2 separate regions of the Mus musculus genome follow, and region 2 is linked to region 1. The links are chromatin loops, found by intact Hi-C in ENCODE. Cell type or tissue: heart. All regions are shown on one strand.

Evidence for each region. Hi-C counts contacts between places; a loop is a spot of excess contacts. Peaks named below come from ENCODE experiments on the same cell type or tissue, not always from the same donor. Only the 100,000 strongest peaks of a DNase experiment are listed, where the experiment ranks them.
Region 2: it touches region 1 in a loop (2.6-fold over the local background); 14 of 42 quality-filtered maps call a loop at or near these places.

What each region holds. Positions count from the first base shown.
Region 1 is chr3:33,798,603-33,801,102 of GRCm38, forward strand. Ttc14 (tetratricopeptide repeat domain 14) reads left to right here and starts at 1,581. Exons shown (of 12, transcript NM_027619.4): 1 at 1,581-1,834; 2 at 2,354-2,478. The coding sequence starts at 1,677. In heart, a CTCF peak has its summit at 1,313 (motif pointing left); DNase peaks (open chromatin) are centred at 1,219 and 1,519; H3K4me3 peaks cover 1,933 bases; H3K27ac peaks cover 1,643 bases.
Region 2 is chr3:34,053,522-34,056,021 of GRCm38, forward strand. Fxr1 (fragile X mental retardation gene 1, autosomal homolog) reads left to right here. Exons shown (of 17, transcript NM_001113188.1): 10 at 701-810. Among named protein-coding and RNA genes, the nearest start is that of Dnajc19, 27 kb to the right of the region's middle. In heart, no CTCF peak of the experiment used is centred here; no DNase peak of the experiment used is centred here.

The sequences.
Region 1 (2,500 bases):
GGGGGGAGGGGAGTGGGGGGGGAGGGTATGAGGGACTTTTGGGATAGCATTGGAAATGTAAATGAGGAAAATACCTAATTTAGAAAAAAAAAAGATCTGAGGCCACACCTTAGGTAGCCACATTAACCTTCAGTGTTATAGCTTTATGCCTTTATTCTTATCTGTCTTCCACAAACAAACAGAGTCACTCCGAGCCAGGGCGTATTTTCATCTTTAGAGTCTAGTGTTTGTTACAGGATATACATATGTGTTTACTATTTTTTGTTTGTTTTTTGGTTTTTGTTTGTTTGTTTGGTTGGTTGGTTGGTTTTTCGAGACAGGGTTTCTCCGTGTAGCCCTGGCTATCCTGGAACTCACTCTGTAGACCAGGCTGGCCTGGAACTCAGAAATCCACCTGCCTCTGCCTCCCAAGTGCTGGGATTAAAGGCGTGCACCACCACGCCCGGCTTATGTGTTTACTTTTAAGATGAAATTTGAAATCACAGTAAAAGTAGGGTTAGAAACCAAGCAGTGAAAATCTGTTTGGAATATTCTGCTTTCTTCATTTCCTTCACCATTTTCGTACCCTGTACCACCCCCTCCCAACAGTTCATTAAACTATTCATATTTCTTTAAAGTTTCTTGGAGAGTTTTTAAGTTAAAAAAAATGTAGGTGGGGTTGTAGCTCAGTGGTAGAGAGAATCCTTGGCTAGCATGCTGAAAACCCAAGCACTAACCAACTCCCTCACTTTCCATTGTACCCCCTCTGGTCTGGTCAACTATCCAGTGTCCTGTCCCTTTCAAAAATCACGTATTTGTCACGAAAGAAAATGAATTCGAAACCCCTGTAACTGGAAAACAAACAAACAAACAAAACAAACAAAAAAACAAACAAAAAACAAACAAACAAACAAAAGCCCTGATGGTATGGGTGTGGTGCCCAGGTGTAGAACAAAGTTGTGTGGGGTTATGGGTTACACTCGGTGTAGAGCTAGCACTGAAGTGTAGCCAGCAAACGCTGGCCAGTTTTAAGTAAGCCACCTAAAGCACTCGGTACCAGTGTGTACCAGGCAGCCCACAGATATCACCCTAGTAGTAGGCAGCTTATCCTAAAACTCCTACAAAGCCACGCCAGAACAGAGCATGCGCGCTGCGCTTTAAAGCTCTCCGGGCTGGTGACAGCCACATCCCTCTAAAAGGCAGCGAGAAACAAGGTGGACACGCCTCCAGCCGCCGCCAAGTCAACTGTAGGTCCTTGTCTGTCTGCCCCACGTCGGTCTAGCAGGCAGCTTTCCTGCGACCGCCACCTTGAGGCAATCCTGAGGGGACGCGGGCGCCGCCCCGGGCAGACAGGACTGAGGAAACTTCCTCCGCGGCCGCCCAGCCACCCTTGCACCGCTGAACTCGGCAGCACCCGGTGAAAAAGAGACCGGAGCTCTGGCCTTGGCGACCTAGGAACCACACAGCCCGACGTACGTGCTAAGCTCAGGCGTCCCCACACGTCACACCTCCAGCCTTACTCCGCCCTCGGCGCCAGACCCGCTTCGCGCTTCCTGCGGGTTCCCGTAGTCCCGCCAGGTCTCGCGAGACTGAGGCAGCTCGCCGCCGCGAGCGCTTCCGGGAGGTTAGCGCGTCCGGGCAGCTTCCCTCGGCTTGCGGGAGCGCGGGCTCGGACGCCGGAGCCTGGCGGGCTCGCCATGGACCGCGACTTGCTGCGGCAGTCGCTGGGCTGCCACGGCCCGGCCCTGCTGTCGCTGCTGCGGAGTGAACAGCAGGACAACCCGCACTTCCGGAGCCTGCTGGGCACGGCGGCCGAGCCAGCCCGCGGCGCGGCGCCTCCTCCGGGAGCCGGCAGGTATCGGGGCCGTGACCCGGGCCGGGGCGCGGGGCGGACAGGAGGGACCGAGCCCCGGGGTGTGTGACCAGGCACTGGCTCCGGGCTGAATGGCCGGGATGCGCCTTCCGAGCCGCCGCCAAAGCTTCCCTGCTCCCGTTTCCAGAGAGAACGGGCTTAAAACTTCTTCCGGAACTCAGTGGGTAAAGTCACTTTCCATCGAGCGGCCTGACCTGACCGATTCCCAGGCTTCGCAAGGGTAGGCGAGAACCAATCCCAGCCTTGTCCTATGATCCCCCAGTTGCACACGGTGGCACATGGACGCCACATCACAGCACTAAATAAATGCATACTGAAAAGCTAAAATAAATAAAACTTCCCCTGGAGACACTAAGCAGGGTTGGGTGATGAAAACTGCCGTACACGAGTTTGGATGTATGAGAGCGTGGATCAGTGAAAAAAAAAAAAAAAAATATATATATATATATATATATATATATATATATATATGTACATGTATATAGTCACCTTTCTTTTAAGGAAAGAGAAGAGAGTTGACAACATTGAAATACAAAAATTCATCTCTAAAAAAGCGGATCTGCTTTTTGCACTGTCTTGGAAATCAGACGCATCTCCACCCTCTGAAGTGCATGACGACAATGACAGTAAGTTTAGTCTGAGAAGCTT
Region 2 (2,500 bases), 250 kb after region 1:
ACTTACATCCCAAGAATATACCAGATACTTGAGTTAAACATTGATTCTTTGGGTTAAGATTTATAATAGGGAAACAGCACCTCCATGTTACCTTTGGAGTTTTTCTTTTAAGTATTAGATATTTAATAACTGCTGTTTGAAAGACTTAACAGGTCAAGTCTGAAGGTATGAATTTTGTATCATTTTACAGTATGACATTCCTAGCAAGACAGGCTATACTATATGCACTTATGTAAATCTATAAACTACCTTAAAAACTTGTAATATTTTTGCTTGCAAGAATATACACGTATGGATGTGTGTACACATATGTATGAATGAGATGAAGGAAGTGACATGGCTGATAGCCGTAGAATTGCTTTCTCTTATATATAGTTCATGGGCATGGCAGGGGTTTGAAATGGAGTTTATATTTTAAAGTATTAGAAATGGCTTGAATGTTTAAAACTGTTTAGGCATGGGAATTCTCTTGCTTGTGAATTGCATTGGTCTACTGAAGTCAGTAGCCTTTAGGCATATATGCCAGAGAAAATTTCAGACAAGAGACTGCTCCTTTAGCATCTTTAGGTGAGGTTATTGAGAGTAAAAACAATCATCTTTGCTTGGTGGTTATCATTTGATAGGAAAATGATACGTAATCTAGGTCGGTGTGTAAGCTGGATAACAAACACTTTTAACTCACTGTTCTCTCCTCCTAAAGGAAAAGTAATTGGAAAAAATGGCAAAGTTATTCAAGAAATAGTGGATAAATCTGGTGTGGTTCGAGTAAGAATTGAAGGAGACAATGAAAATAAACTACCTAGAGAAGACGTAAGTGTTTAATGCAGTTTATTTGCCTATTATGTAAACTTTACAGTTAGTTTCCAATACTGTGGATGTGAGCCAACGGTTGTCCCTAAAGTTATCAACCAGAATTCGACACTACACAACTTCATTTAGTTTTTCAGTATAGAACTGTTTGGAGAATTTGCTAACTCTTGGAAAGTCGGTCTTTTAATAGAGAAAAGTTGTAGACATTTAGCTCAGATCAGTGTCTTGACACCAAGTATTGGGTGTCCCAAGATGCCTACAGGAGATAGCACTTTTTTATTTCTTTGTATTACTTAGTTGAGGTATACTAAGCCCATACATGACATAGGGGTGCAGCTGAATATTTGATGAGTAAGGAGGTTGGTTATGTAAGACAGGTAAGGAGAAGACTGCTCCTTCTGTTAATACAAGCTGCTTGGTTTCATTCTTAATACTGTGTGGGAGTGCCTTCCTCATATGCTGCTCTAATGTACAGTTTTCCTTTGAAATTTTTTGTGGGGTTGAGACAAGTTACATGGTTCAGTATAAAAGTACACACACACACACACACACACACACACACACACACACACACACACGGCAAGTTCTGCATTCCTATCTGCTATTTTCTTAGTACACCATCAGAACTTTATTCTTGCTTTGTACCTTTGTAGTTGAAATTACAGTCAGTGGAGCTTTCTGTACTGGATCCTTATGCCCTGGTATTTTGCTTTACTTAACCTGCTATATCTAAATAAGTCATCTGTGTTAGAATTTGTAATAAAGTTACTTTGGAAATGCATTCATATTTATAACTGAAAATTATTGAGCTAGTCTATTTAAAAACTCTGGAAGTAGTTTTTGAGAGGAGAAATGGAAACTGACAGGGAGTTTAAATTGATAGTAGAAAGCTGTGTGGCAGAAAATCTTGACTTAGCCATTTTGGTTTGCTTTTTACAAATAATTATTTTGTGTGCATGTATGTATGTGTGCCCGGTGCCTGTGGAGATCAGAATAAGGCATCAGATCCCTTGAAACTTTGAGTTAAATATGGTTGTAAACCACCATTTGGGCATTGGGATCTGAACAAATAACTCTTAACAGTTGAACTGTCCCTTTATCCCCCTTTTAAAGGTGCCTTGTTCTGAAATTTAACCAGATAAACATCAGTTTGGGATTATTGTTCAGTGTTTATTTTTGTGTCTGGGTATCTGCTTTTCAATGATCTTATTATTCTTACACTGTGTAAATTATAATGCTCTGCAGTCAGCATGTCTTTGCTTTTTTCCATTTGTGAATGTGTGTATATGTTTTTGTGTACACATGATACATGTGGGCACTTGTGTGCTTGCCATTGTGTGTGAAGGTGAGCACAAGTGCAGAAGCTCTTTCTGTTCTGCTTGGTGAGCTCCAGGTTCCAGGGCCCAAATTCACCTAGGCCATTGGGCTCGGTGGCAAGCGCTCATCCCACTAGGCTGTATCACCAGCCCTGAGAATATCTTTTAATGGTCAGAAATACATGACACTTATAGTCTTTTTGCTTCCCCCCCCCCCTTAGATACTGTTTTATATTGAACTAGTAACAATTCCCTTGCTTCAGCTTCCCAGGGCTGAAATTACAGGCATGTGCCACCATACCCTTCTCAAGGGTATCTGAGCACTTATGGGGATAAATTGTCTAATACGTGTTTGGTGTTTTTTTCTTTTTTCT